3 separate regions of the Mus musculus genome follow, and regions 1 and 3 are each linked to region 2. A link is a loop called in an ENCODE intact Hi-C map of the cell type or tissue named here. Cell type or tissue: gastrocnemius. All regions are shown on one strand. Each heading gives the region's core, and the rest is flanking DNA. Links, peaks and the distances in the headings are about the cores only.

Evidence for each region. Peaks named below come from ENCODE experiments on the same cell type or tissue, not always from the same donor. Only the 100,000 strongest peaks of a DNase experiment are listed, where the experiment ranks them.
Region 1: it touches region 2 in a loop (5-fold over the local background); 14 of 42 quality-filtered maps call a loop at or near these places.
Region 3: it touches region 2 in a loop (17-fold over the local background); 37 of 42 quality-filtered maps call a loop at or near these places.

The regions. Positions count from the first base shown.
Region 1 is chr13:113,263,860-113,274,815 of GRCm38, reverse strand. No RefSeq gene overlaps it. Among named protein-coding and RNA genes, the nearest start is that of Cspg4b, 24 kb to the left of the region's middle. In gastrocnemius, for the core only: CTCF peaks have their summits at 4,864 (motif pointing left) and 9,378 (motif pointing right); DNase peaks (open chromatin) are centred at 4,835, 8,002 and 9,375.
Region 2 is chr13:113,861,112-113,872,067 of GRCm38, reverse strand. The region is part of intron 1 of Arl15 (ADP-ribosylation factor-like 15); the gene reads right to left. Among named protein-coding and RNA genes, the nearest start is that of Arl15, 72 kb to the right of the region's middle. In gastrocnemius, for the core only: CTCF peaks have their summits at 2,698 (motif pointing left), 4,130 (motif pointing left), 6,076 (motif pointing right), 6,955 (motif pointing right) and 1 weaker place; DNase peaks (open chromatin) are centred at 2,686, 6,072 and 6,963; H3K4me3 peaks cover 1,047 bases; H3K27ac peaks cover 1,728 bases.
Region 3 is chr13:113,687,029-113,697,984 of GRCm38, reverse strand. No RefSeq gene overlaps it. Among named protein-coding and RNA genes, the nearest start is that of Hspb3, 29 kb to the right of the region's middle. In gastrocnemius, for the core only: no CTCF peak of the experiment used is centred there; a DNase peak (open chromatin) is centred at 4,429.

The DNA of each region.
Region 1 (10,956 bases), core at 1,563-9,562, 600 kb after region 2:
CTATGGCCGCTCGGCACTCCTTTGTGGCTTGCTCATAGATTAGCTGTTCTATCAGAGGCGCAGCTTGCTCTGACTCTCCAAAAATACGCTCTGCTGCCTCTGTCATTCTGGCCACAAAATCTGAGAAGGATTCCTGAGGTCCCTGGATTATCTTTGTTAACTGACCAGTGGTTTCACCTGCTCGGGAGAGCGCCTTCCAGGCCCTAATAGCCGTGGAAGAAATCTGGGCATAAGCTCCCCAATGGTAGTTTGTTTGATCAGCAGAATAAGCTCCCTGACCCGTTAACAAGTCAAAAGTCCAATCTCTCTGCTCTGGAGTCAAAGCAGCTGCGTTTGCTCGGGCCTGCGCTTGTGCAGCTTCGTGCCAAAGCGCTCTCCATTCCATATATTTGCCCATACTAGGGAGAGCGGCTTTTACAACCGTTTGCCAGTCAGCAGGAGTTAGTGCCATGCCGGCGAGCCTGTCTAACTGCACCAAGGTAAAATTAGCATTGGTTCCGTATTTACGGACCGACTCGGCGAGTTCTTTAATTTGTAAGTATTCTACCGGAGCGTGGACACGCCCACCCTCGGCTCCTTCAAAGACTGGAAATGCCTGTTGTATTTTCCTTTGTTCCTCTCTGGGAATGAATGAGTCTGCGCACTGCCTCTCTGCGCACTGCCTCTCTGCGCATCTCTCTGCGCATTGCCTCTCTGCGCATTGCTGACGCACTACGCAGGGTGGGGGCTCCGCATAGGGCGGACCTTGAAGCCGACTGCCCTGAGGCCAATCAGCAAACTGGCCTTCGCCAGCCGCTTTTGGCTTCCTTAACTGATTAGCTAGCACTTTACCTGGCTGGTACCCTTTTTTCTCATAATGAGCTGCTTCTTCCTCCCAGTCTGTTTCTTCAGAGGAGAATTCTTCATCTGCTTCAGAGCTACTAAGAGCTGGCTCCCCGAGCCCATCCAGCGATGAGCACAGGCTCCTTTTCCTAGAGACCTCCGCTAATTGATCTTTCTTCTTTTCCCTTTTTCCTCTTTTTCTTCTAATCTCTCTCCAGGTATTCCTACCTAACCTTAACTTTTCCTCGGGTTCAAGACCCTTGGAAAGGCCTGTATACTTATTTTGTGTACCATATTTCCTCTTTGTTCCTACTCTCTCTCCCCACTTTACTTCTGATAGCTTGTCCTGAATTTCATCTAGAATCCGCCCTGCCTTAACCACTTGATAACATGTGAAAAGGAACAAAAGGGCTCCTAACACCAGAAAAAATTCAAGGCCAAACATATTCCACTTTACTTCTGATAGACTGTCTTGAATTTCCTTAGAAAGTTCAAGGCCAGGCTTACCTCGTAAAGCTATACTCACTGGTACTCTCGTTCCCCAGCTGAAAAGTTCTGAATTCATACAGTTGAATCCTTCTTAACAGTCTGTGTTGTGGGAACACTTCATAACCGCGACCCGCAGTTCTGGTTCTGGAATGAGGGATCTTCCTTGCACCAGTCCCGAGTTTTTTCTCGTCCCGGAATTCGGCACCAATTGTTATTAGACGCGTTCTCACGACCGGCCAGGAAAGACGCAACAGACCAGAATCTTCTGCGGCAAAGCTTTATTGCTTACATCTTCAGGAGCCAGAGTGCAAGAAGCAAGAGAGCAAGAAGCAAGAGAGAGAGAGAACGAAACCCCGTCCCTATTAAGGAGAATTTTCCTTCGCCTAGGACGTGTCACTCCCTGATTGGCTGCAGCCCATCGGCCGAGTTGACGTCACGAGGAAGGCAGAGCACATGGAGTGAAGAACCACCCTCGGCACATGCGCAGATTATTTGTTTACCACTTAGAACACAGCTGTCAGCGCCATCTTGTAACGGCGAATGTGGGCGCGGCTCCCAACAGCCTAGCAAACACAGAAGTGGATGCTCACAGTCAGCTAATGGATGGATCACAGGGCTCCCAATGGAGGAGCTAGGGAAAGTACCCAAGGAGCTAAAGGGATCTTCAACCCTATAGGTGGAACAACATTATGAACTAACCAGTACCCCTGAGCTCTTGACTCTAGCTGCATATGTATCAAAAGATGGCCTAGTCGGCCATCACTGGAAAGAGAGGCCCATTGGACACGCAGACTTTGTGTGCCCCGGTACAGGGGAACGCCAGGGCCAAAGGGGGGGAGTGGGTGGGTAGGGGAGTGGGGGTGGGTGGGTAAGGGGGACTTTTGGTATAGCATTGGAAATGTAAATGAGCTAAATACCTAATAAAAAATGGAAAAAAAAAAAAAAAAGACAAAAAGGCCACCAACAGATTGGGAAAGGATTTTTACCAATCCTAAATCTGATAGTGGATGTCATTTATAAAGATGACACTCAGGTTTGCCCCTTGGCTTCCATGTACATTTTCACGTGTGTGCTCTCACCTGCCCATACACATATACATGAACACACACACACACACACACACACACACACACACAGAAGCACATGAACACACATATATTAAAAAGTAAAAAGTTATACTTTTCAAAGACATTAAAACTACCAAGAAGAGAATGGAGTACCCAAGTGTGGAAAGATCTAGAAATTTACATATTTAAAAATATTACCGCACCACACAGACAGGAGTGGATTCTCTCTGATTGAGGCTGAAGCATTTGTGAACCTGAGCTCAGCCCATAGGCGGGTCTTTCACCCTTGGCTAGGCCCATTTTAGTCTAGCAGTAAGGTCCCTGTCACCTTCCTCGGGGTCAGCTTTAATTATGTTTCACAACACCTTTTATGATGATGGTGATGGTGGTGGTGGTGGTGATGATGATGGTGGTGGTGGTGGTAATGGTCATGATGTTTTCTGTCCTGTCATTCTTAGACATTATCCCTACTTCATGGTAATCTCTTTTGATTTGAAGAGAAATCTGTTTTGGTCCCTCTGCTTCTGCTCTGGCTTTGTTCCTTGGCTCTCCAAGGGATTCAAGGAGAAAGAACATAGACAGAACCCCCTCAGCTTTTATAAACTAAGAGGTGTAAACCTCGATCAGGAGAGAGATTCACAGATGCAAAGACGACGACCCGCTTGGTTGGCTGCTCATGAAGCGAAAATGAAAATACATCAAATTATTATTTCAGCCACTTTTGGCTATAGGACAGTCTTTTTGTTTTGATTTGTTTTAAGATTTATTTTAGTGTGTGTGTGTGTGTGTGTGTGTGTGTGTGTGTGTGTGTGTGTGCAAGTAGCCACAAAGGTCAGATGAGGCTATCAGATCTGGAGCTACAGGTAGTTATGATCTATCCAACATGGGTGTTGGGAACCAAGCTCAGGTCTTCTGCAAGGGTAGCAAGTGTCCGTCCGTCACTGTGTTTCACCTCCTACACGACAGTCCTTTCGTTAAGAATCACTAGTCTCTTCTTTCACCATGTTTAGAATCCAGAGTTCATATCGGTGATGTGTCATTTACCAGCACTAAGAACTTCAGTTTCGGTTTCAACTTACCCAGGGGACACGGTCACGGGCTTTAAGTTTCCTCAGAAAAAGCAGCATGTAGGGACAAAGGAGGAGAAGGAGGTCAGAAATCATATGGAGAGAGACAGACAGACAGACAGACAGACAGACAGAGAGAGAGACAGACAGAGAGAGAGACAGAGAGAGTCAGAGACACAGAGACAGAGAGACAGAGACAGAGAGACAGAGACAGAGAGACTGAACACTGAAAGCTCATGGTATGTTATACACTTGAGGAATTTGGCTGCAGAAGCCTTCATATCTCACCTGATTATCGCTTCTTCTTGTGCCGCCACCAGGAAATAGCTCCCCACTGAAGGAATGCAGAAAATGTTGCTATCATATGGCTTTATGGCATTATAGAGGTCAAACCACCTCTGGCATTCCCAAGGCCTTAGTTCATAAAAGGAGGTAGTCCTCAGAGTCCCTCCCAGGTCTGACATTCCACAATGACTTGAATCACTGGGCCATTCATTGTACCTAAACTTTTACAGAGCCCTTGCAGTAGCCCAGAGCACACAAAGATGACTCTCTTCATAGCCAAGATGGGGATTGTCCTAATCGTCCCATTTTGATAAATTCTAAGGGTCAGACACCCTATCTTCCGTCTATATTGTCTCGGAATTGAGTATCTTCCAGGCCACTGGCTGGAATGTGGACCTGTATACCATATGTGGTGAAAATCCACATAGCTGGTCTGAATGGTGGGCTGTTTCCCACAGACCCACTCGTGAGATTTGCATGGAGGTCCCACACAGAAGCCCGGCGCTGAGTCACAACACTCCTGTGTAGCTTATGGCATTCAATACGTGAACTTCTCGGTGATAGGACAACTAGACATTGTCTCCAGCACCCTCCCCTGCTGAAGAGCCCGGGGTTCAGACACAATACCAACAGGCCCCAGGCCTCGTTAGGGAAAGCAGCAATTCTGCTGAATATGCATGCTAACACAAAGCTGCCTTCTGGATAAAGAAACGTAAGAAGCCACACGAGACATTTGGGGATCTCTCAGAAATGCAGAGAAGAGAGGAAATTGTTGAGCTGAGCTTTCCAAAGACCCATTTATCCCTGTTTTGCTTTCCCCTTCTTCAACCCACATATATGACTAAGTCCTACTTTCTCCCTGCAATTGGGTGAGAGGAGAGTCCCAGGGAGAACACCTCTCAGTCATGCCCTGCCGGACCCCTGCCTGCCCTACTCCAGCCCCAGCCCCAGCCCCAGCCCCAGCCCCAGCCCCAGCCCCAGCCCCAGCCCCAGCCCCAGCCCCAGCCCCAGCTACCAGAGTTTGTGCTCCCTCAGACATTTCTGAGGCCTGCTGGCTTTTCCACAACCCTCTCCCGCCTGCTTGTGATCCACGTGTCTCTGGTGCCACCTGCAGGAAGTAGAGCGCAGCTGCGTTCCTAACCCCGAGGTAGTCCTGATGGAGAGAGAATGAGATGTATTGGATACAGTTACATGAAGAGGTCTATTATGAGTGCTCAGAGATGCTGAAAGGTTTCGTGAAAGGTGGAACAAGAGATAGAGGAAGGCTGATAATGCCATTTGAAGGATAGAACCACCCTAGATGGGAGAAGCATCCTTACCTCGTCCAGAGACTGAAATGTCATTGTCATGCCCAGAATGGACAGACGGCTTGCTAAGAGGAAGAAAGACCAGGTGTAAGGACCGCGCCAAAGAGTTGGGATTTGACAAGTATCTCTTGTAGGGTAAAAAGATCTTAAGATTAGGGAAGGGAGTTCTAGAATTCGGACTTGTCTGGGAAAAAAGTGAGGGAGGAGGAGAGAGGGGGAGAGAGGGGGAAAGGAAGAGGGAGGAGAGAGTTGGACAACATCCAAACGCAGGGAGGGATTTGCTAAGAAAAAAGCAGAGGTGCACTTAACCAGAGTCTGTTCACTACTCCAGGTACAGGGCCCGGAGCTCAGAAGCCTCTACTTTCTCTATGCTATGAGAAGCACAGAGACCTGCCAAGTGTGCGACGTGGAACACTGGCCTGGGAGATTTGGACTTACTTTGTCTGCTCTAAAAACAAACAAACAAACATCTCACCTCTGGGATGGTGAGACTACTTGGTGGTTAAAAGCACTTTTTGCAAAGCCCAATGATCCAGACTTGATCTGCAGGGCCCACACTGTGGGAGGAGAGTGCTGACCCCACAAGTAGTCCTCGCCATCCCCTGCATGCTATGGCGTGCACCCCCGCCCATTAATGCAAGTTTTAAAACTAAATTTTAAAAAATCCTGCCCTGGGTCAGTCCTCTATCTTGTCTCTGTGTCTGATGCAGGATTTACACTAGTGAGGATTTTACTATAAAGCCTCCAGATAACCACTAAGACATATTTAACTTTGTGGGCGGCATTTTATGCAAATAAGCAAGGGTGGGTTTTCTATTCTGTAGAAGTTCCAGGTCCTGTTTAAGCACTCTTCGTACTATGTGTGTGTGGGAAGCCACATGTGCCATTGCAGGGTGGTGCTGGCTACCGCTGGCCACCACACATACATAGGCAGTAAAGTTTTTTTGCCAAGATGAGGTTTTGAGAATTAACCAAAATTAACCAATCAGATGAGAAACAAGTTAACCAATCAGATGAGAGACAAGTTAACCAATCAGATGTAGGCATGCAAATGAGGTGGTAAGCACAACCCATGCATAACCAATCCAGGTGTGAGACACGCCTCTCCTAGGCCTATATAAGCAGCACCAGTTCTGGGCTTAGGGTCTCTTCGCCTCTGCAATCAAGCTCTCCCAATAAACGTGTACAGAAGGATCCTGTTGCAGCGTCGTTCTTGCTGGCGAGTCAGGGCACGCGCAAGATATGTGTATATAGTGTGTGAAGTCCTTAAAGACCCTGGAGCTGATACCCTTGTGCAACTGTGTTTTGAATAAAGCCAGCACAGTGTTAAACATAAGGACAGGCAGTGCTGATCATGGGTTTCTGACTGTTTCTGGGTGGCTTTTAGTTTTATTTTTTTCTGACTGCTGTAACCTACGTTTTTTTTTTTTTTTTAAGTAGATTGCCTTGAATAGATTGAAGTGTTGTTAATAATGATTAAAGATTAGAGACAAGGAATTATCCATGGAGATTTAGATTGCCATTTAGAATCCAACGTAGTCAGTTATATGTCCATGAATTAATGAGGTATGCATCACTACTAGAATGAATACTGAAATAATGTTATACATGGTAGTCATGAAGTGTCTACGGGTTGTGGTGTGGGTATACTTTATGGTGTGTATTTAAGGTCCGTGAGCTGATGCTTTTGTTGAGCTTATTTTGATCCGCAGTGGGGGGACTCGAGGTACACACCTAGCTGCTTTCACTTTTTCCTTCTGTTTCTGTGGTAACACATACTACCGTAATCTCTGTTATATAAACATCTTTAATCAATTTGACACACAGACAACATGGCACTGACTGTTGCTAAAATAGAAACAAACCATGATATTGTTCACTCATGGTTAGCACCCATCTTCCTTTCAATGGAGACTAATTGGAAGTCGACCTTGCAACTTTGTCTCCAAACTGCCAAACTCCCTCACAACAAAAGACATTTCAATGCTGGGCCAGACCCTGGTGGCACACACCTCTAATTCCATCTGCCATCAGTGGATCTCTGTGTTCCAGGAGAGGCTGGCCCCATAGAACAAGCTCCAGGGCAACCAGAGCTACACTGAGAAACAGTGTGTGTGTGTGTGTGTGTGTGTGTGTGTGTGTGTGTGTGTGTGTGTGTTGTGGGTGGGAGACTTTCAAAAGTATGCACGTTTCTCCAGACACGTGTACAGTGTTTAATTCACTTAGTGGCTCTCTGGGATAAATACTATTAGTAGCTCTGTCTTCAGATTCTGCGGGCCCTGCAGTTCTTACACTACAGACTCACTTTCTTACACAATATTCTCTTCCAGGCCAGTTCCTCATTTTAAATGCACACATCCATCAACACAGTGGTTGATGTCAAATTCCAAATGACCACAACCCCTAGTGTAAAGTCAATTTACAAAACACCTTGCTTCCTGTGGTCTGAACTCTTGGAGGAAGACTCTGAAAGACACAGAGAGCACATAGTGAGTGCCAACAGGATGTAACCCCATATCATATATGACAGCCCTAATCAGACCCCCTGTATCTGGGAAATTGTGGAGACTTGTGTCTTTTTACAGCTTTGCTCATTGGCTCTTGGCTAAACAAGAGTCTTGAGAAAAGAGATGTTTGAGCCTTATAACAGCGAATAACTAATACACAAGTCTGAAATACAATATGCAAATGATTGTCGGTTAAGGGTAATTTTTCCTCCCCAGAATATAATTAGCAATTGGAGATTATTTACTGTCATGTCTGCTGGCTTTTCGTGGTCAAAAATATTGATAAATACTCTGCACTGTGCAAGATAGAGATTTCATGTCACAAGAATGATATCTGGTCGGAGATATTAGGATATTTTTTCCTGCAGGAACCCTGATACTCTGTATAGACAGTGAACTCTATCTACTTCTGGGATTCCAGATGGGGAATACTGAGTAGGCCCGCCCTCTAGTGGACAACGTGAATAGTGCAGCTGAGTATTGTCTTTGCAAGAGTTATTAAGTATGTCTTACCCTTTCCGGGTGCTGTCCTTCTCTCCCCACCCCCACCCCCGACCCTCAAACACACATTTAGACATTTACTAAAGCATGAAGCATAGGCCCTCCATGCTGTCTGCTATATCAGCGTGGCTACCTGTACAGGTCTAGCCAGCACAGCGGCAACTTCCTTGTTCTCCTTAGAGTAGCAATGAGAGTAGCCACACCCCGTAGCTGCTCCATCTTACCACTGACTTCATTCCCAGTCCACTGGAGAACGGAGGTCTGCTGGATGGTTTTCCATCAACTTGCGCTGCCTCAGAGAGTTGATGTTCAAAGTCAGCCTTGAGAAAGAACAGCTCACGTGCCTCTTCATTCCACCAGTAACTCCATCATTGGCACTGCAGTCTAAATCAAGGCATTCAGCATCGTTTACCACCCACATACGCAAAAGCCATTGTTCCTTCCTAAGACCACACGTGTTGCAGAAAGACCAAGGCCTGCACATGCTGATTCAAATTATTACCCATTTTCTCTAGCGTCCTCTCTTTGCCTACGTGTTAATTCAACTGGGAATGTTTATTCTAGATTAGCCTAGCCCTTCACATGAGAAACCATCCAATCAGGTTTGTCCATGCTTCAGCCTTTGGGCTGCCTGCATCCCGCAATAGCTGTGAATATGTCCCAACACATCTGTAGATGATATCATATCAAAAGTTTAGATGCCTCTACTAACATCAGCGTTTGAATCTAAGCTACTTTCTCATGGCAGCGAGGAGGAAGAAACATCTCAAGCTCTCCAGAAACTAAAAGCTAAAGTTGAAGAATTCACAGAGCCATCTTAAAGAATAATATACCATTGGGGCTGGAGATGTCGCTTGATAATAGGGAGGATGCTTAGCCAGCAAACAAAATGCTGGTAATGATGGCGGCGGTGGTGGTGGCGGTGGTGGTGGTGGTGGTGGTGGTGGTGGTGGTGGTGGTGGTGGTGGCGGCGGCAGCGGCGGCGGAGGTGATGGTGGTGAGAGACCTAACCGATGATGTGCTTGTTTCAAAATAATTTCTCCAGTTTCTAGGAATCAGGACTTTAAAGGCTGGAAGTACTGCTCAGCAGTTAAGAGCACTAACTGTTCTTGCAGGGTTGCTGAGCCGGGTTCCCAGCATCCACGTCAAGTGGACCACAAACATCGGTTAACTCTTGATCCAGGGGCATCCGGTGCCTCTGGCTTCCGGCTGGCACCCATACACAAACACATCCACGTACACACAATCAGAAATAATCATTCTAAAAAGGAAAAGACTGGTTTCCCAAGGAACCGCCGAACGATGCTGGATCTTGAAACAAGCTGTGCCACTTGGGGGCGCCATTTGTTTGATGAAAATCTGGTACCTTAAAGTGTCATCTTTGACCGAGTCCCATGCCCAGTGCATGCTATGAAATAAAACCGAATTTAGAGCTCACTTCTAAGAAAAGAAACAGAAATGGCGGTTTAGTCTGTGTTCTAGTGGGGTTAGGCAAAATTCAGTTGACAAGCTCTCAATTTCCTTGTACAAAGCTGGCTTTATCCAGTCAAATGAAATAGAAGGCTGTTGTGTTACAAAAGAGGCTCTGTATATTTGGACAGAAGAGACAACAAGAGCAAATTGCATAACAGGCATCTTCTCACTTACAGGCATCTTCTCACTTACCTAAGCCCTTTGGGTTCTGTAGGGCTACGCCTTCTGCTTATTTGGCTGTTTAAGCTCTTCTAAAAACAAAACAAAGCAAAACAAAACAAAACAAAACAAAACAACCTGATTGTGACCTTAGCCTCTTGAACAAGCATTGTTTGTCCAACAAAGTTTCAACATCTGGCCAGAAATAGCCAAAGAGTCTAGGGAGACTTGAAATCCCCAAATATTTTTGAGGGCTCTGCAGAGGGATGCTCAGACACAGCTCTTTTAATTTGCTGGAGTATTTGACGGAGATAAAACTTTATGACTGGTGAACTTCAAGTGAAACTGCCAATGGAGAGTATACCTGAGAGCTAGAGAAAACAGAAGAAGCATCGTTGACCCAAATGGAATTTCCTTCTCTTGGCTTCAACCTACCTCAGTCTACCTGGGCTTCCATTACTCATGGGAGCTCTGTGGTCTCCTTGACTACAATCCCCCCCCCCCGCCCCGTCAAAGATCACTCCATAACCTTTTTTTTTCATGGTGTATTGCTCTATTTAATTCAGCATCTTGCATTCAATTTTAAGGCCCCTACAGACAGAAAATGTTCTATCTTCGTTATTTTTTTTTATTTATTTACCAGCCCAGGAAAATATCAAAACATGATGAATGCTTTCAAATTTACAGACTTATCTAAAAAGAACCGAGAGAAGAAAGGGGGAAAAAATCCCTTCTATTTGTTTGTTTGTTTTTGTTCACTGAAGGCCTTACTGTATAGCCTAATTCACCATCTTCCTGCCTCAACTTCCTAAGAGCAAGATTACAGGTATGTACCACTGGGGCTGGCTCATGTTCTTGTTTTTAAAAGAAGATGATTTCTACTGGTCAAGAAACTTAATTAGTGTTGAAGACTTAAGGAGGAGACTGTGGATGTGTGTGTGTGTGTGTGTGTGTGTGTGTGTGTGTGTGTGTGTGTGTGTGTGTGATCACAGCGGATCTGTATCAAGTCATATAATTGAGGAATATCCTTAGAGGGAGAACATGACACTGAGAATTAGTGACTTACATCAGATGCTGACTCTGTGCAAACCACTTTAACTTTGCCATCCTTACATTCCAGGGAACTTGCTGGGAAAGAATTAAGCACCCCCTTGAAGGCCTGGTAGGAAGAAATGACAGCTGAGAGTCAAACTCTGAGGCCATCAAACCCAGAGGATGGCTCCTCTGATCTGGCATCCCTAGGATGATGGCAATGGGTCTCTTATGCTGCTGGCCAAGA
Region 2 (10,956 bases), core at 1,516-9,515:
TGGCTGACCTCCAGCAGCCGAAGTGTGAGAATGCACAGAGGTGACCGACCGATCGTCTGCAGCCTAGAGGGACAGCTCTCTCATTAGACAGCGCTGCCCTGTGAGGAAGAGAGTTCAGACCAGAGAGGAAGGTGGATCTCAAGAGGAAAAAGGGTTGGGGGGGAGGGGGAGGGAGAAAAAGCAGGGATTTACTTCGAGGAGCCAACAAGACAGACAGGCAGAAGACGGACAGGCAGACTAAAACTTAATCAGTTGATGGCTGGACTTATGGATTGGGTCCATCTGCCAAGATTCCAAAGGATTTCACGTGGCTCAAATACGTAAATACAACAAACAGCGAGATGGAAAATAGAAATTGTTATAAATCAGCATCTAGGCTCAGCAAGTTAGAGATTGGATTGTGGAACTCAAGCGGGACCTGGGGACTGAAATTGAAAATTTGGACACCGTCAGTGTGAAAGTGACCGCTGTCACTGCCCCTTGAGAGTGGGAGTGGCGGGACTGGGGTGGGGGCGGGAGCGGACTCTCATTTTTTTTTTTCACTTATAACAAGCTTTTGTCATTTAAACTTTTAATCAGCAGATACATCCTACTTCTTGAGATTTTTTTTTTTAATATATCCATCTTTTTGGAGGAAAGAAAAAATAATGAAACAAAAAGAGCAAGGTTGGAGCAACAGACGTCATCAGGCATTAATTAGTCCTTAGGTACGAACGCGTACTGCATGTGATCAGTTAGTTAGCCAGGCCTGGAAGGAATCACAGTAACTCTGCTCAGAATCCTGGCGTGGCCGTTTTTCTTCAGGGCCCAGGAGCCAGTGGGAAAGGCACGGGCAGGCAATTAAATGGGATTTAAATGTCTCCTCTTTCGCTGATTCCAGGCTGGGGGATTAGGGATGTTCAACTTTCCAAACGACAGAAAGAACATTGGTTCTGTGGGTGTGGAGGCTGAGCGGTCCGGGCTCATCCTCTCTCCAGTCCATCAGGGAAAGAAAGAGACTGTCGGCAAGAGGGTCCCTCCACGCCTGTGCGAGTGACAGGGTGTCTCCCACGAGAAGCAAGGGAGCATGGCTAAGCCAACTACCCTCCCTGCCTCGAGGAGGCTCTGCACTGTCTTCTCTTCATCCTCTGGCCCTCTGAGAGGCTGGCACTACTGTGAGGCTCCTTCACTAAATGACGAAGGAAAGTCTTCCAGGCTGGAAGACTGGCTGGTAGTCACTGCGAAAGAACCATCTATCTGAAAGGTTCTAAGACGGGCATTGCTACATCTCAGGTTAGAGGTGAACTAAAAACCGTAACAGAATCACTAAGTTCTACAAACTAGTCTTGTAAGTAGGAATGTCTCAGGCAGGTCAAGCAACACAGCTCATCTCTCCCGAACAGCCAAAGATGCAGTGGGGCAGCCGCGTTAGGGCACCCGACAGGACAAAGCACGTGACCCCGTGACGGCTGCGCACATCCTAAAGCCACGCAGCCTCAACACTTCCTGTACACTTTCCGGGTGTGAACTCTGTAGTATGCCGATAAACAAGAAAATACACCACAAACACTTCCTCTTAGAAGCTTCCAGCAACCATCTGTTTCGTTTTAATTTTTCCACGTTTGTATCTCTTCCTGTTTCCCTTTGGAATCCACTTTTTTTTCTCTGTGACCCGTGGAAACATCCTGGCTTCTCTCTCCTCTGCATGCTCCCAACAGGGCAAGCCTGGGTAGTTAGCCTGCTTTCCGTAAAAACACACATTTTCCAAACCTAGATTTGAATTATTATTATTATTATTATTATTATTATTATTATTATTAGAAATTAAGTGGGAGTCCCTGGCCATGTCCAGGAACTTTACCACCTGATTAGTGCCCTAACCAAGATAGGCTTTCTGTTGTCTCCTGAAAACTCAAGCTATGGTTCCAACAAAAGGACTGAAGGAAAGTCAAAGGCCCACTAAGAGAGGCATTAAGAAACAGATAATGTTCCCAGAAGAGAAGACAACGAGGCTGAGTTAAAACGATAACCTGAAAAACTTGTCAGAAAGGCAGAAACCACATCCATTTTAGTGACGAGAGTTCAATGTAGCAAGCAAGTTAAAAATGAACTCACGAGCTGGACAAGCAAAATGGAGACAGTCAGAGCCCAGAGATGATCAAAGGAGACTCGGGAGGTTGTGGAGCCTGGGGGAAAGGCGGCTGGCCAGAGGAGAGGTGCTGCCCAGCGGATGTCTGGGAATCCGAAATGAATCGGAAGCCTGTGACTCGCCATCCCTCAGGTGAATTTGTTTCCACTTGGGAAAAGCACGTGGAAGGGTCTGTGAGGGGTCACACCCTCTCCCGTCTGGAGGGACATCTTTGACAGTCTTATAGCATAAAGGCCACTTCTGCCACCTCGGCTGTCAGTGGTCATACCTCAGATGTCAGCACTCATTCCTCCACTAAGCCTTCTCCAAGTGTCTGGAGACGTGAGCCATGAGGTGACAGACTCTGGAACTCAGTCGCTCAAGTGTGGCCTGCCTAGAAAAACCAGACTCAGCGTATAGCAAAAGCCTGTGGGGGTGGCTAATAAGCTGAAGTCATACTAAGAGTGCAAGGTTTTGTTTTTCCTCCCCTGATAACTTGTATTTTCTTCACTACCAGTTCCAGCACACATCCTCTGAGGGGAATTGCACAGTATTTGGCTGACTGCACCCGCCCCCTGGTGGCTACCCCGGGGTAAGGCGATAAGCCAGGAAATCCTGATGGCCCGCACAGCAGAATCTTAGACAACCAGAAAACAGAATTTACTTGATTGGAGAACTAGGAAGAGTTGGTGTAACAAAGTACAATTTCTAAAAGAAAAACTCACACATTGGTAAGTATACTTTCCCAGGCCTTTCTTATTTATCTACTGCAGCCAAGGGGATTTGTTTACATCTCACTAATCTGATTTGTTGTTCTATCCTCTTTGTCTAACTGTGCCCTTTAGGGTGGGCCTAAGCTGTGCTACTAACAAGAACTGGGCTGCTGCCAGGCGTGGTGGTGCACGCCTTTGATCCCAGCACATGGGAAGCAGAGGCAGGCGGATTTCTGAGTTCGAGGCCAGCCTGGTCTACAAAGTGAGTTCCAGGACAGCCAGGGCTACACAGAGAAACCCTGTCTCAAAAAAACCAAAAAAACAAAAACAAAAAAACAAAAACAAAGAACTGGGGTGCTTCTTATATGCAACGAGGGCTCAGAGGATTTGGCTAAGGCTATATGTCCCTGCCACCTCCTGGAACACAGTCAGATCCCATCCAAGGCCAACACAGACCAAACTCTCGGGAACTGAGCCCCACCACGCCTTAGGCCTTCCTGGTGCTTTTGTACAATCATTGTTATGGTGGCAAAGAGTGGCTTGGAAGCTCCAGGGCAGGCATTTACCTGAGCAAGGTCCACAAAGAGTGAGCTTCGAATCAAGACAGACAGATTCAGTTTACAAAGGAATTGGCCAGCCAGGGCATGGTAGCACATGCCTTCCATCCTGGCACTTTGGAGGCAGAGATGCACAGATACCCAAGAGTTCTAGGCCAGCAAATGGAAACACAGTGAGACCCTGTCTTGAAAAACAAACAAACAAACAAACAAACAACAAACAAACAAGAAGTCCAAGAAAGGCTCCACCAAGTAGCTGTGTGAAAATGTAGTCTCTCTCCTTAGTGCTATGCCTTCTCTAGTTCACCCTCCCTCCCCACAGACAGAAAAGACCCTCAAAAGACTCCTACCTCCCCCACTGCATTCTCCCTGCGAATTATTTGGAGTCACATACTTCTCTGGCTCCCTTCAGGTAACCAAGGTCTGTCTGTTTTATCACCATTACGCACACACACACAAAATAGGTATACAATAGTTTCTGGTACAAAGGGCTCCTTAAAACTGTGAAAGTCAGCTGGTCTTAGCCACCAGGTTTCCATAGCCATCTCCACCCCACATCACAACATTCACCATCAAGGCTACAGATCTAAAAGCCATCAACGACAGCCTCCTCAGGTCCCAGTTTAAGAAATGAGATGGATTTACTCTGAGAGTTAACAGGGCTAGCTCCCAAAAAGCAAAATAAAATTATACACTTAAACTTGTTTTATATCCCCCACACCCCAAAGAAGTGAGGGGTGCCCTCTAGTGGACCTTAACAAACTCAGAGAACACAAGAAGTATCTTTGATTGCTAGCAGTTAGCACCTTACAAAGGAAAGCGCAAATATAACCTGAATACAGGGGCAGAAGTGACTTTTATTTGGTAGTATGACTAAAGAACTAAGAAAATGTGAGAGTCTTACTCACAGTTACTAATAATTAAATGCCAAAAGGAACATTGGGTCTCAAAACAAGCCCTGCCTTCTTAAATTCTTACAAGCTGACTATTATATTAGTCAGGGTTCTGGGTTCTCTAGAGAAATGGAATTCATAGGAATATATATACATACATACACAGACACACACACACACACACAAACACACAGGAACTCATTCCAGGCTGTGATCCAACAATGGCTGTCTACCAATACAAGTCCTAAGAATGTAGAACTTGTTCAGTCCACAATGCTGGCTTCCTCAGCTGGTCTTCAGTATATACCAGAATCCCAAAGAAGTGGGCTCTGCTCTCATGCCAGTGAAAGGATGGACTGGCTAGTGAGAGTGAGGGCAAGCAGGCAGAGAACAAGAGCTTCCTTCATCCATGTCTGTTCTATGGGCTGCCACCAGAAGGTAGAATGCAGACTAAAGGGAGAGCTCCCCAACTCAAAAGATCCAGATTAAAAGTGGGTCTTCCCACTTTAAAAAAAAAAAAAAAAAAAAAGAAGCTCTTAGCTGGGTGGTGGCAGCACACACCTTTAGTCCCAGCATTTGGGAGGCAGAGGCAGGCGAATCTCTGAGTTCCGGGACAGCCAGGGCTACACAAAGAAACCCTATCTTGAAAAAAGCAAAAAGGGAGAAAGGAAAAAAATGAGCAGTTGTTCCCATCCCGCTGGGTTTTAGTTAATTCCAGATGTAGTCAAGTTGACTACCAAGAGTAGCAAGTCAGGTTAACCAAGAATATCCGGAACCAGGACACAACAGCTATCCCAAATAATCCACTAAATTATGTTTTCTTAACTGAGCAAATATGCTCTAAGTGCTTAGAAACACCAATTAATACTAATAGACACAATTCAGGTGATTATTAACCCAACTCCCACGTATTAAAATTGCTCTCAATCCACACCTATGAAAAGACAATGCTCTTCACGAGATCCGCAAAGACCTTGGAAGGTTAGCGTCAATGCCTCAGGTACCCCTTTGGTTGACTTTGTAGGCTAATGTCAAAAGAATTTAATTCTATACAAGTTTCTCTAAACGACATAGGATAAAAAAAATTCGGCTTTATACATAACACTTTAAAACATAATAACATGGGAAAGCACTTAAAATAGACTGAAAAATAGTTAGACGCTATTGAGTAATGGGTTCAGTTATGTTTTTAGAACACAAACAGACCAAGATTTATGGAAGCATACATTTATTGTTTGAGAGGAGAAATTATATATTAACAGAAAAAGGAGTGGCAGATTTTTTTTTTACCATTTGAAAGTTATATGCAATTTTAATTAAAAATAATTAAATAGGAAAAAAAATTAAAAGTATTATGAACATAATTATTTCTCCTAAATGAAAATAATTCAACTTAATTCACAAGGATATCAAAAGATTGAGTCACAAGTAGAAATGGTCTATCTGTTTTTAAAATCGGAAGACATCTTTATCAAAGAAATTCAATGTCTAACTCCCACAGACCTGGGTGGCATAGAAACCTTCTCCATCACAATTAACCATTGGCAGGACAGAGATTACAGTCCACTTTCTACTGTCTGCCTGGATGAAAGAGTATTCGTTTGCTAACCCTTAAATTCTGGAATCTATGAAGGGTTGAACTACCATCATAGCGATATCTTCTGGCCTTGAACTTGGAATCTTTGTACATCAGCTCCCAGCACAGCAGCTTAATGAACGCAGGGCTTCAAGATCTAGCTTCAGTCTGCTCAACTAGACGTGAAGAACTAAATAGTCAGTGGTACTGACGCACAGCAGCCACCAGGGGGCACACCCTCCCACCTGGAACTTGAGCACCAGCTACCAAAACAATAATAAGTTATACTTCAAAAACGATTTCTTTCTGAGCACAAAAGATCTCCAAGTCAGCTTAAACTGCCAGACAGAGCTAAGACAATTCTCTGGGGGTCACACTTACTATGAAATCCTACTTCATGATGTGTCGGTGTCTCCTCCTGATCACAAAGCTGGCCGGCACCCACTACGACACCTTCTCTTTGTGCAATTGAAACGCTCTCATCTCGTAACCCATCTTAAGCCTACCATTATCACCTAGGTCTCGTATGACTCTGCCACCTCCTATCAGTCGGCCAAATTGCCTCAAGAAAACAGAACTGGTGAACCCTTTGTTAACAGGCAGGACAAACTTAACACTAAAGGTCAGAATGAGTAATGCATGGCGTGTGGCCCAGTTTGAGTGGCACTGAAGTTTTGAACTCACATGATATGGGAAACATCTGGTTCAACAGACTTCTTTAAGAGATATTCTGGCCTTCTCTTGGTATTTATTACTTCCCAACTTCTCTATCTATGAAGACAGAATGTCTATCTGGGATTTTATCATGCCCATATGTATTTCTAAAAACATGAAAATGAATTATAAAATAAGAAGACAGCCCCACAAATAAGAGGGCAAATATAGTCCCACAAATTAAGCTGACTCTTAAAACAAATTCTAATTGGATCTACATTTTAAATGCAATGAAATAAAATGAAGTCACAAGAGTGTTAGCATATATTTAAAGTAGTGGTAGTTTATAAAGTAGGATTTTCATTTAAAAAAGATTTATGTAGTTTATTTTTATGTATGGCGTGTTGCATGCATGTATATATGTGTGTGCATCATGTTCATGCAGTTCCAGGGGAGGCCACAAGAGGGCATCAGATTCCCTGGAACTGGAGTTATGGACCCTTTGTGTGCTGTCCTGTGGGTTTTAGGAGCTGTACTAGGTCCTCTGCAGGAAAAATCAAGAGCTCTTAAAAGCTGAGCCATCTCTCCATCCTTGAAATTGGTACATTCTTCTGGGTGAGGACCAGGATTCAAAGGAGAGTCCTGACTACTCTTCCCAAATCATTACTCTGCTAATCCTTGCTATCACGGTCATCACTTTATCCCTGAGTTTAACAACGTGGGAAGGCAAGAGGAAGCACCCTGATATTTGGTTGGCTAGAGCTAACCTCAGCCCCGGGGCTAGTGACCCTTTGCTTTCCAGAGGCCAACACGCTCAGCTTCAAACTCTGAGCTGAAAAACACTTCACCCCAGGACTGGTTTTACAATACACAACAACAAAAGACAACAGGGTGGGGTGGGGGGTCAAAGAAGGAAGGAGGACACTGCCAGGTGGTATCCCCAAAGCCCCTGACTTCTGAAACAAACGGGGAATAGAAAACCTAAGGCTGACTGGTGTGCAGTCACTTTCCCCAGTGAGGGCTGCAACGGGCACTAGAGGTCACTGGCATCTCAGAGTTGTTACAAATTCATATTCGTTAGCAGTTCTTACTCAAGAACTTCACCCTGACATTAAGCCAACCTCACAGACTAAGCGCCACTTCAAAGAACAAGAAAATCCTTGAGTACGTGTTAAAGTGCTTTCCAAATCACTCTCAAGGAAATCAGGTCTCTGGGACAAAGCAGAAAATCAAGGGTATTTCGTGGGCGGAACAGGTATTCTTAGAGACATCACACTGGATCTGAACTTCATCCGCAGCATTGACCCAGTTCAAATATCACCTCGATAGTCACAGGTTTGTATGTAACTAATAAAAAAAAATCTCTTTTCCACACAAATGTTAGCATAGCTAAGCAAATAAAATTGTGCCATCAGCCTTCTTCCCACAGTTACTGACAAGGTATTTTGGGCAGCAAGAGGTTCTTCTTCTAGACGAGGGGGGGGAGGCGCTCTGAATACACAGCCCAGTGGGGAAAACTCGGCCTTATCTGCATGCAGTTAAATGTGACCATTTGTTTATGTTCTGAAGTCTGAGAACAGAAATGGATGGGCATTTGAGATAGTTTCCTTAAACAAGACCGGCAGACTATTGTTGTCCTTCTTCCTTCCTGGAGTCTGAAACATGGGCATCTCGAGCTCGAGAGGCTGCTCGGGACAAGAAGGTTCTAGCAAGCACTGCAAAAGGAGAAGCAACAAGAGACAAGGCTGGGTTCCTGAAAGACCACACACACCTCTGAGTGCGCCTTCCAAGCCTGTCGCTAACTGACGCAACACCCCCAGCCCTTGGTGCTTTGCCATTCCGAAGCCACTAAATGATCTCAATAGGTACCACCAGATGCTCACATTTTAGACTTACCTTAAATTTATTTTATACTGGCAATATACAGAGAACACATACACACAGAGAGGAACACTTCCAAAATTAGAAGGCACCAAAAAGTCCACACTGAGGTCCACTGGGCATCCTTTATCCACACTCACTCAACGCTTTACTCTCATCCTGTTCTAGAGCCCCCAACACACACTGCATTGCAAGTGTTTGGTATAGGTGTGCCACCTGCCACAATTACAGCACTAGTAAGTGTCTAGTCTGCTATCACAGCCTTAATGCCTACAACAGGCTACTGGAAAATACTTGCAGACCATGGTCGCTTCCTTTCCGTGGCTCTGGTTAAGATCCTGATCAATAATAACAACAGAAGGAGAGGGTGAGTTTGACATAGGCACTTCCAGGTCACAATCCATCGCGGAGGGAAGTCAAGGCTACCCTGATGCGGGAGCTCGAAGCAGAAGGCACAGAGGAAGGCTGCCTGCTGGCTCGAACGCAGGCTCAAGCTTAGTTAACCTTCCAACAGAACCCAGGGCCACCTAATAAGGGTGGTGATGTCCAGGATGCTTACTTACCTTTGTAACATAACCCAGGGCCATCTGACTAAGGATGCTGCTGTCCAGTGTTTAAGGGCCCCTTTATGGACTAATTCACAACCAAGGTGGTCCCGCACAAATTCTGTCACAGGCCAGTGTGGTTTAGGCAATGACCCAACCGAAGCCTCTTCTCTCAGACGACCGCAGGCTGTGCCCTTAAGACAACTAAGACTGACCTGGACCAAGCAAACAAATGAAAGCGGGTTCTTAGCAAGGAAGGGTTTCTTACGATCTGAATCTTCTCAAAGGCGCTGTGTCACTGAGCCCAGACAGAGGAACAAGCCTGCTAGCCTCAGAACTCACTGAGGAAGCACAGCTCTGTCTAATGGTAACAAATTGAAACTGATTCTTTATTCTTCTATTAAAAATAAGCCTCAGAATACAGTACCAGGCAACTCTAATTAAGACAGCCTACCCCAAAGTTGTGTTTTTAACATATCCCAATGATAAAATAACATTATCATTATTCACCACCATAGAAAATAAATTTAATGTAAGAAGATTCCCTCTACGTAGCACTACTATATTTAGCTTTTTTTGGTCTTTTATTTCCTCACCTGTAGAATATAGGTAATTAAGCTGACATGTATTTTCCCCTAAGATCAAATGACTTTTTTATGCGCTCCTCAAATAACCATCTCCCAGTAAGCGTCAGGATAATGGTATTATTATAGAATTTGCTGCTTTTTTAAATGGAGCACAAGAACACAATTCAACTTTCTGTCATGACTCAAACGCACTGGAGGACGGACAGGGCTTCTCAAAATAAGCAATTATGTAATTTTGTGTTAAGTCGGATTCCTGTATAATAGAGGCATGCGTGTGTAGACCGGCTGTAAGGCAGACCTCTAAGGTTAGAAAACGCAAGCCCGGCCGGGAACAAGAGTCAGTACACGGTACGGAGCTTGCCTGGTCTGGGTAAGGCCCTGGATCTGGCCTTTTGACAATCAAATGGGAAGCAAGCACAGCCTGAAACTCAGAAAGCTTTTTGTTGACGCGTCTCCTTTTCAGTGTTCTGAGAGGTCTCAAGAAGACCGTCCTTGTCCTGGGGAGAGACGGGGTCTGTTATCACCAAAAGAAAGGACTGGTGAGGGGCTGTCAGTCTGGACTTCTTTTATAACTAGTCCTGCTGTCTGCACCACAAAGGTCTTGACAGAAGCAAAGAAATAGACCTCGGTATGGTCTATTTCTAAGACCCTCCCCCAACAACACAGAAACTAAGATGATGACCAATCCAAGCAAGGTCAAACAGACAGGATAAATACTCCAACTCTGGTCACTCCCCCTTCTCAGATCAACAAGGCCTTCCCAAGGGGCCTGGGAACCCTGGAGCACTCTCACCACGCCCACCCACCCACAGGTGCACGCGCACACATGCACACATACACACACATACACACACACACACACACACACACACACTCACACACACACACACACTCACACACACACACACACACACTCACACACACACACACACACACAGACACACACACTCACACACACACACACTCACACTGCCCTGATCACTTTAGTTTCTTCCTTCCCTATCTTATCCGTTACTCTACCTAGCACTAGTTCAACTCTTGACTGTTCTGGTTATCTCAGTCTCTTTTATAATACGCAGCACGGCTGGCTCATGCATTCTGAAGGTTAAGGCGTCATCATTTGATCTTTAGACGAATTCTTGTCACTAACTGTATGTTCCGTTCCCAAAGCCAGGCAAGGCCCACACCATCTTAGAACCTCAGCGGAGGATAAGCAGGTCCGTTCAGTGCCAGTGCCTTGTTAGAGAAAAAAAAAGATCCCAGGCAACAGAAGAGACTCCTTGGCTTGGGTGGAGTCGCAGCAGACCACTGGGGAAGTGGAGCCCTGTGGCTCAGAGACCACCAGCCCAAGGAAGAGACGCTCACCTTAACCCACACTCAGAGATGGGTGGAATCCTTTTCCTATTGTGAGTTCTAGACTTCTCCTCCCAAGAATGCGCAGTG
Region 3 (10,956 bases), core at 1,148-9,147, 170 kb after region 2:
TCTCCCCTCATAGTGGCTTCCTCTCTCTTCTTGTTCTTCCTCCTTTTCCCCTGGTCTCTCCTCCAACTAGGTCACTCCAAACCCTAATCCCTCCAGTAATTGGCTATATCCAATTTTATTTAACTTTTAAGTCAAGGAACAAGGTTTGCACAACAAAATCTTTTAAATATGAGAAGTCACTCATAGGCCTAGACCTTCTGGTATAGAATTTAGCATTACAATACATAGCAACAGACCAAACCTCAATATCTATATGCTATAAATTCCTTTTTGTCTTATTCTATGTGCCTCACCACGGCTCATAAGGTATGCTGTGATTTGGCTTCGGTTTTGTTACTAGACCTAAATCCAACTCCTCATCACTCAAGAGTCAATACATGGAAAATGAAAACATGAGAAATGGGGGTTAATGGGGAAGATCTTAGATTTATTCAAATGCTGGCTAGCTCTCTGCAAAGATGGTGTTGTCTTCAGCTACTCCCCCCTGAAAAAGACCATCTTTGGGAACTCAGGTTTTCAAATGGTTCTTTTATAGGAGAGGCAATGTGTAGAGCAACAGCAGATAAAGTACACTGGTTAGCTTTAACTGCCAAGTTGACACAGCCTGGAATCACCTGGGAGGACAGTCTTCATGGAGGATTTTCTAGATCCAATTGGATGGTGGGTAGGTCTGTGGGGAATTGTCTTGGTTGTTAATCTATGTAGGAAGACCCAGCCAGCCAACCCAGGGAGAGACTATTCTGTAGCTTCAGGCTTGAGCTGGGTAACAGTACAGAAAACAAGCAAGCCAGGAAGCAAGCAGTCCATATGGGCCTCGTTCAGCCTCTCTGTCATGCATATTCTATACAAACAATTAAAACTCATGCCACCCAAACTATTTTCATCCCTGTGTCACAGATGATGAAAGTTAAGAGAGCGTTAATTGGTTTAAAAATGATTGCTGACCTCCCAGAAAAGAAGAGCTGGCTGACTGCCAAGTTTCATGGAAAAAAAACAAAACAAAACAAAAAAACCCAAAGCCAGGCTTGCCTTATTGCCTACTCGCAGATGGCTGAACTGAGATTCAAGCCCAGATAGCCTGAGTCCTTTCATAAAACCTTGGGCTTTCCCAGGCATAAAAGCTGAGCTGAGCTCTACCACGGCTTTTATTTTCAGCTTCCTGATCTTGCAAACAGATCAGCAGGCACTGCTATCCTCGGCCCCCAGTGCTATGCTGGGTAGTGTTGTAGGCAAAAGCAAAGCCATCCCGTCCATCTTACTGTCATCGAATTCCAGGTGCTGATCATGCCAAGATGGAGCCAGGACTTTTCCATCCTTGAAATTTACAATTTACCAATTGTGTGGCAAGTATGTGTCTCCCTTTGGAAGTATGATATGCAGGTCAACAGACTGCCATATGCTGTCTCAAGTCGGGTAACTGGAGATCCACACATCTCTGTTTTTGCTCTTCTCCAGTGAAACTTATCAATGAGTGCTGCTCCACTTGCCATTATGTAAATACCAAACTAAAGCTTGGAGATCACATAGCCACAGGGCCAGTAAGTAATATACATATTCAGACAGCTGGGTCTAAATTTTACCACACCTGAGGTGTGAGTGTGAGTGGGTTGGGTAGCTTTTGTACCCCTTAACCCCGAATCTTTGCATTTTTTCACAATGTATGGCACACAGAGACCTGCACATTCATCGTCACTGGATATGTGAATGACTGCAAACATGATAAGAAGACGTAGAAGAGAAACCTGGAAGCCACTCGCAAAGCCAGCCCAGAGAAATTTCTATAAACATCACAGGGGCTTTGTAAATAGCTGCTGAAGTGTTTTGTACATGAACTAAAATTCAAAACTTATTATGTCTGTCAGTTAAATGAGAGAGCCAATAGATGCCACATCCTGCTTTCCGATATAGGAAAAGTAATCCTTAAATAAGACAAGGCTTAACAGAGCACATGACCAATGTTAAATTGTGTGACAGACTTCAAGAGATAGTGATGGATATGGAATAGCTGGCATGAGGCTCTTACAGTTAATTCTTTAATAGACTATGAAGAACAGTATTTGGTTAGAAGGAAAGAAGAGAAAAAGTTGCCCACAGGTGTAATAAAAATCACAACAAAGAAATAAACACAGAGGATTTGACGGACAGATGGAGAAGAAATTTGTTCTATAGTAGAGGATGCAAGGTTGGAAAGAATGAGAAATCAGACGTATGATTGGAACATTGTCTTGGTTACACTTCTTGGCTGTGGTAAGACACTATGACCAAGGCAACCTTTAAAGGAAAGTATTTAATTGGGGCTTGTGGACAGTTTCAGAGAGTGAGTCCATGACCAGCTTGGTAGGGACCTGGCAGCAGGCAGGCAGACATGGCACTGAAGCAGTAGCTGGGAGCTTTACATCTTACAAAAGTTGGAGGTGGGGGCGGGGGAGGAGAGAATATGAATCTGAGTCTGGAATTGGCTTTTGAAACGTCAAAGCCCACCCCCTTGTGACACACCTCCTCCAACAAAGCCACACCTCCAAATCCTTCCCAACCCTTTCCACCACATAGGGACCAAGTGTTGAAATAAATGAGTCTGTATGGGCCATTCTTATTCAAGCCACCACAGGTGTATTGTTGTTTCCAAGGCAGTGAAGGCAGAATATACCCAGTGTTAACAGTACCCAGAAAGACATAATGAAATTACAAACCACTAAACATGTCTCCCAAAAATGAAAGGGATAATGATACTCAGATAGATCGGAAGAAAGATCATTAGGTTATTTATTAATTTCCAGCAACTTCGTGGGGGGGTTGGGGGGTGGAGCTGATCAAGAGAAATGCTCCTTCCACTACCAACACTCAAAAATTTGGAATGAAATTATTTGAGTGCTGGGTAATAATGATGTTAAAGGGAACAGAGGTGGGGGCAATGGAATCTACGTACAAGCAAAGAGAACATGGGGGTCATACTAAAGTACTCTGAGGGATTTAAATACAGTATATGTATATACACACACACATATCATTTTTTTTATTGACCTGAAAATAAAGTTCTAAAAGAATAGAAAGAAAATGTGATTTCCAATCCAGCCGGAGGACAAAAACAATTCAAACAGAATGAAAGAAACGGTACCTATCAGACTGTAACAATGGGTACTGTTTATCTCTCAGTACCCATGGGGAATTGGATCTAGGACCTTTGGCAGTTACCCCTTGTGGATGCTCAAGTCTCTTCTTATAAAATAGACTTGCATTTAATCTACATATACAATTTGCATATAACCCACACATTTCCTCCCATGTATTTTAGACTATCTCTAGGTTTCTTTTTTTTTTTTTTCTTTTTTCTTTCTTTCTTTTTTTTTTCTGAGTCAGGGTTTCTCTGGCTGTCCTGGAACTCACTCTGTAGACCAGGCTGGCCTCAAACTCAGAAATCCACCTGCCTCTGCCTCCCCAGTGCTGGGATCAAAGGCGTGCGCCATCACTGCCCAGCAATTTTTTATCTATTATTACTTGAATCCATGATGCTAATTCCACAGATAAAGATGACTGTAATAAGAATGGAGGCCTGTTCCATGTAAGGATGAGGACACCTATCAATTCTCAGTAGTGGTCCACTCAGAGAAACAGTGGACCTAGGTTACATAGTTTCAAAAGACTTAAACCCTCTCTATGATTCTATCTATCTATCTATCTATCTATCTATCTATCTATCTATCTATCTATCTATCGATCGCATTCCTGCTCAGAGGCCAAAGGCCATTATCTGTCTCCCTGTCACACTTTACCCGGTTCATTTAAAGCAAGGTCTCACGCTAAACTCGAAGCCTGGTGTTCCAGCGAGGCTGCTAGGCAGAAAGCTTCTGGGATCTGCCGTTCTGCTCCCTCCTCCCCCAATGTTGTGGTTGTATGTATAGCCCTGCCAGTTGGTTTGTTTTTTTTAATAAGGGTGTTGGGGATTCAAATTCAAGTCTTCATGCTTATAGAATAGAAACGCTAACCCACTGAACCATTTTCTCAGCCTCCGTAATGTCTTTCTTAAAAGATTAGAATAAATATATGTATCTCCTAGTTAAATCTCAGGGTAAGCACATAGATGTGCATCGTTCTATAATTTGTTGATGCATCATAAAACATTTGAAAAGTCTCAGAGTAAACAAAACCCGAGGGGAACTATCTGGTTCTGAACTCTCTCTCTCAGGAAGAGCCGCCTAATGTTTCTTTGCACATCATGGCGAAAATTCCAGAGGTCATATTCATGAAGATGTTGGGGAAACTAGATATGGGGGAAGAAGTCAACTGGCTTTCAAAGTTGAATATCTTCTTACTCCTGTCATTAACTGTTTAAAACTCAGTAAGGCAACCGTAGACAAGGCCAGTACTAGGAAGTCAAGGTCTAGGGGATTTCTTTGTGCTGTGGTCTGTTTATAGTGCCCTCTAGTGGTAGCTCAGCAGAGCGCTAAAGTGGCACCCGGGATGACAGCTAATTTGTATTTATTTTAGAACATAAAAACAAACATGAGTTCAACTCCGTTTTCATAATTAAGGAATATCCACAGTGCTTGGAGCTTCAGTTTTATGTTCATTCGCCTTCTGCAAGACAAAGAGTGTGTTCTTTCCTTTTAAATGTGTCGCATTGTGTAGATACATTCTACTGAAATGGTAGGTTAAATCTGTACAAGAAAAATGTTATCAATATAATACTCCAGAAATGCCATACTTCATGAGAATTCCTTGGAGATTCTTCAGTGCGCGGGGAAACACTGAAATAATATGAATTGGTTCTGATCCTATATTAATCAGAATTGTGGTACTTCCTATATTAATCAGAATTGTGGTATAGGTAGTCAACCTATACCCAGATTCTCCCTCATTGTTTCTTTTCTTTAAAGCTTGGTCTTAATCTCCTCTGACCTTAATACCTTCTCGGACAGTGGTTATTAACTGGGGGGTACATACTTAACCTATTAATGTAAAGAATTATAATATGTAGCTATTTAGGGCTCACCCAAGACTTGCTTCAGTAGATGTATGTGTGTACATATGTATATGTGTATATGTGTATGTGAGTATGTGTATATGTGTGTATGTATATATGTGTGTATGTGTGTATGTATATATGTGTGTATGTGTGTATATGTGTGTATGTGAGTATGTGTATGTGTGTGTATATATATGCATATATGTGTATGTATGTGTGTATATATGTGTATGTATGTGTGTGTATATGTGTGTATATATGTATGTATGTGTGAGTGTGTGTATATGTGTGTATATATGTATGTATGTGTGAGTGTGTGTTTATGTGTGTATATATGTGTATATGTGTATGTATGAGTGTGTGTATATGTGTATGTGTGAGTGTGTGTATATGTGTATATATGTGTGCATGTGTGTGTATGTGTGCATGTGTGTGTGGTTGACAACAGTTGTCTTCCTCTGTCACCCCTCCCCTTTGTATTTTTTGAGGTATAGTTTCACATGGAATCAGGAGCTCGCTAATTGATTAGACAAGCCTGACTCTATGTCACTCCCCTGGTACCACAACTACAGATATGCCACTATCCCCAACTTTTACATGGGTTTTAGAGATCTGAACTCCAGCTCTCATGTTTGTAGCCAGCATGTCACTGACATCACTGGCTGAGTCCTCTCCCTGAGCCCTCTTGCTGCTGGTCATCATATAGTACTGGCACAACCTTATTATATGCTCAGAACATTTTTGGTGTAGCATATGTGCCAAGCCTCAAGATTGTGCTATGTAATATATATATATATAATTTTGGGATGGGTGTGTGTGTGTGAAGATATAACATGTGCTGGCTTTGAAAACCTATCACCATTGTCCTTACAAACCTTTTGTCTTAAAGTACTGGCCTTGTGTTCATCTTGCAGATACCAAAATCCTTTTCTTGGCTGCATAGGTGCCGAAGGAGCACTCAGGCATTCCGGAAGTCAGCAATGACCAAGTCTCAGCTGTAGATCCGTGGTGCTCCTCCTCACACTGTCCTTCTGGCTCTCCTCTCATGGACAGGACAGTTTGTTCCGCAAGTAACTACTGTCGCCAAACACTGTTCAATATAGGGACCTCAAGAGCAGGAAGAGGTTGCTTCCTGCAGGTAGCACGATGCAATCTGGTGCCAGGAAGCGCTTCTGTTGTGCTGACAGGCTGAGCCTCCGGATAGTAACTCATTATTGCTAAAGTCTACCCGAGGCTCCTTCTCAGCTTCCAGAGGAGCAAAGCGAAGACTGCCTCATTGCTCCTATGTGAGTGGCTGGGCACACACTATGGCTTTGCTCACATCACCAGACATCGTCTGTTCTTGCTGCAAGTTAGCAATCTGATTAAGATTTCTGGTTAAAGTGCTATCAATGCGACCTCTTGTTCCTTAGACGTGACTTGTTGTATGTTGATTACTGTGTATGACATGGAAAGATGGAAAGATGTGGAGACTTTGACATTTCCCCAGTTCTTTCTGACCTCCCCCAGGCAGGGAGAGTGATACAGACAGGATGGGGGTTAGAGGATTCTGAGAGGGAAAATGCAGGTTAGGGGATTAAGGAGGGGGAGGGAGAAGTCAGGTTGGATTTGTGAAATGTAAAACAGGACACTTGGCAGCAAGCATCTTGTCCTCTTCCCTCACAAGATGCTTCTAAGTTTGTCCTTGCTTCTGAAAAATCAGTGTCGTTGCTAGGACGTGCTTACTCATAATAAAGGTGTGAGTTTTATTGAATTTAAATTTATAGAAAAAATATATTTCTTTCTCTTTTAAAATATCATTTTGTTGTTGTCGTTGTTGAGTCAAAAAGCAACAGAAAAAAAAAGAAGCGTTAGTTCGGCTTTTGTCTCCTGTACCTTAGAGCACTCTCATTTCCACCTCCTAGCATTACATGGTTTCTTGTTTCCTTGTACGATCTCCACCGGAGTGGAGCTCCTAACTCAGGGGTCCACGCTGAGCACCAAACGAGGCAATCAATACACTTTGTTTAAGACAAGACCCAATGAAATGACCATGAATGGTGTCTGCACTGGGAAGGCTATCTCTTTTCCTGGTATATGGCTATTCGACTGCCTCACCATTACTCAGTTTATGGGAGGTTGAGGACCATCTCTGGAAGCATCATGATAATAGCAAGAACTATGTTTCATGGAAATCTTTAATGGGGGAATGTTAGTTTCAAATGTGTGGACGAAACCAGTTTTGTTATGGTGAAGGCTGGTTTGAAACAACGAAGGCTCATCTGAGAGACTCGACACCGGCTCTTAGCGTATACAAACTGGGTTTGTTCATTCACTTTAAACATAACTTTGCCCTAATTTTATTTCCAAAAGTTTCCATGGGATACACGTGCACGGTGACTGGCATTTCCCTCCATTGTAAGGCTTTGGAGCACAGTCCCCTGGTCTTAGAGGGAGTGGGTGGGGTGTGAGGGTAAACAGCCACCTCTACAGTGTAGCTCTGTGCTTCAAAGCTTGCACTCTAGGGCTCCATGCTTCATATTCCATTTCTCCCCCTACAAGCAGCAGCCTAAACTCTATGATCCTCAGCTTTCAAAGCTGGAAAATGGGCTCAAACAGAGTATTTACAGGGCCATTGTGAAGACTGGAGAAAGATACAGCATCTCCTAGTTTCCTAGAACATACTAAGTGTTTGCTGCAGTTATTACTGCCCTGTTATTTTTAGACTCTAGGAAGACATCCTTCCCTCACAGGCATCCAACAGAAGTGTGATGGAGATAAGAAGATGTGATAAAAGATCTAATTAAAAGATGGCAAGGTGGTCTACTTCTGACGAGAGGGTCAGCGCTCTTGTTAAGAACCAACAATGAAGCTTTTTCAAAGACAACTTTTGCTCCTGGCAGTTACAAGATAACAAGTGACCGGACGATTCATTTTCAACGTTCTGTGCTCACAGAAGCTCACTGCCTGGAAGCTAGAGCTTGGGGCATGTGCAGGTTTTGATAAGGCTCATCCAATGAAAACCGACGAAGCCTGGTGCTGCCTGAGCAGATCACTAAGGGGGCTTCCCTGTCCATTTTGTCTCTGTCTTTGACCTGCATTCTAGAGTAGCCTTTTGATTTTACTAGAAAAGATTGAAATGAGTGCTTTATGGAGATATCTTTCCCATCATGCCTTTCTTCCCAATCATTTTCTGTGCTTGCTCATGTGCCTCCCAGTCTCTGGGAACAGGTTTTGTTAGTGTTCCTGTTTGTTGGTTCATAGCTCTTCCCTACTTACTTGGGGGAGACTTTATCTGCCACAAGGCTAATTTATCCACATCTTCCTAGGAAGCTATTTTTGCCTTATTTACTTAATAATGCCATTTTGGGACATTTTGTCCAGTGACCATGTGTCACAATCTTGATCATGGTTTTCTTTTCTTTTCTTTTCTTTTCTTTTCTTTTCTTTTCTTTTCTTTTCTTTTCTTTTCTTTTCTCTTCTTTCTTTCTCTATCTCTCTTTCTCTCTCTCTCTCTCTCTTTCTCTCTCTCTCAAGATTTATTTTGTGTACGTGAGTACACTGTAGCTGTCTTCATACCAGAAGAAGTCATCAAAGTCCCATGACAGACAGATGGTTGTGAGACACCATGTGGTTGCTGGGAATTGAACTCAGAACCTTTGGAAGAGCAGTCAGTGCTCTTAACTGCTGAGATACAATCAAGTAGGCTTCATCCCAGGGATGCAGGGATGGTTCAATATACAGATATTTATCAACGTAATACATTATATAAACAAACTCAAAGGGAAAAAAAATGACGTGGTCATCTCAGATGCTGACAAAGCCTTCCACAAAATACAAGACCCCTTCATGTTAAAAGTCTTGGAAAGATCAGGAATTCAAGGTCCATACCTAAAACATAATAAAAGCAATATACAGCAAACCAATAGCCAACATCAAATTAAAAGGAGAGAAACTTGAAGAAATCCTACTAAAATCAGGGACGAGATAAGGCTGCCCACTCTCTCCCTATTTATTCAATATAGTACTTGAAGTTCTAGCCAGAGCAATTAGACAACAAAAGGAGGTCAAAGGGATACAGATCAGAAAGGAAGAGGTCAAGGTATCACTATTTGTGGATGGTATGATAGTATACATAGGTTACCCCAAAAATTCTACCAGAGAACTCCTACACCTGATAAACAACTTCAGCTAAGTGGCTGGATATAAAATTAACTCTAAACAAACCAGTAACCTTTCTCTATACAAAAGACAAAGGAATTAAAGAAACAACACCCTGCATAATAGTCACAAAAAAATATAAAATATCTTGGTGTAACTCTAACCAAGCAAGTGAAAGATCGTTATGACAAGAACTTCAAGTCTCTGAAGAAAGAAATCAAAGAAGACCTCAGAAGATGGAAAGATCTCCCATGCTCACGGATTGGTAGAATTAACATAGTAAAAATGGCCATCTTACCAAAAGCAATCTACAGATTTAATGCAATCCCCATTAAAATTCCAACTAAATTCTTCAGAGATAGAAAGAGCAATTAAGAAATGGGCTACAGAGCTAAACAAAGAATTCTTAACTGGGGAGTCTCGAATGGCTGAGAAACGCCTAAAGAATTGTTCAACATCCTTAGTCATCAGGGAAATGCAAATCAAAGTGACCTGAGATTCCACCTCACACCAGTCAGAATGGCTAAGATCAAACACTCAGGTGACAGCAGATGTTGTCGAGGATGTGGAGGAAGAGGAACACTCCTCCATTGTTGGTGGGATTGCCAGGCCTGGCAGTAAGAGATGATTTTCAAGGGTGACTAGACAAGGGGACAGAAGGTAACCAGGAATCCTTCCAGCTTCTTTAAGAGAAATAATCTTTGCTTGGTCTGGAATGGCCTTGTATGGAGGAATGCAGGAAAATCAGTTACCTCAGCCCCTATCTCCCCCTTTCCCTGATCTCCTTTTAGGGCCACACATTGGCTGGATTCAGTTGGAAGTCACAACACCTACAATGCTGTTGATACAATCAGGGAAGCAAAGGGAAGGCCCTTGCCCCACCCAGGGATCCCTGGAATGCCACAAAGAAAACAGAGGCTCTCTATCTGGGAAACATTTAAAATACATTTAAAATAGGTCCTCCAGTGGCTGGAAGCGTCTTCTTCACGTTGGATCCAGCAGCGGGGACTGGGTTTCTCCGACTTAGCCTGTGGCTATGTGCTAGCGTGACCCCAGGATTCTCCATACCTACTGATTCTTAACATTTTAGCCACTTGGGTAGCAGCAGGATTTTTTCCTTTCTAAAGTTCTTCCTTTCTACGATCATTAAGAAATGACCACGGCTGCCTCCACTGGACCAAATCCCAGTGTCCTGGTGCTTTCCTCTTCCAAGATAAGATGCTGTCCTTCCTGGACTGTCAGGCCCCAGGACCATGGAGAAGCCAGCTGTTAGCCACTGTCAATGGGGCTGCAGCCATGGTTACTGGAAACCCTTGCTTATTTTCCTAGATCGGTTCCCTCTACTCTGATTCCTTGAAGCCAGAAAGTGGTTGACATGACCATCCTCACTGTCCCAGTGCCATAAAACTGAGCCCTGGGGTTGTTTCTGTCCTGTTGTCCCTTAGCTTTCTGGTCCACTGTAGGGGGCTCAGTCACTTGTGTGTATTCTCAGCTTTCTGAGCCTTCTCCATGTCAGTTCCTTTCGCTGCTAGTTTTAACCACTGGGCTGAGAATATCCAACTGCTCTACCTGTGGGCCTGCCTTCCTAGTTTGGTTCCTTCAATTTATATTTCCCAGTAAGAGTTCCCAGTCTGTTCTCTTGGACAGCCTGAGGTCCTCCAGTGGCTGGAAGCGGCTTCTTCGCGTTGGATCCAGCAGCAGGGACTGGGTTTCTCCGACTTAGCCTGTGCTTCTTCCAGCTTTCTGTAGCAGCTTTGCAAACTCTTGCTTTCCTCTTCGTTTATCTGTGCTTCGTGCCTTGTCTCCACGCTCCAGTGATCTCAAGCAATTGCTACACACTTGTGCCAGCCAGG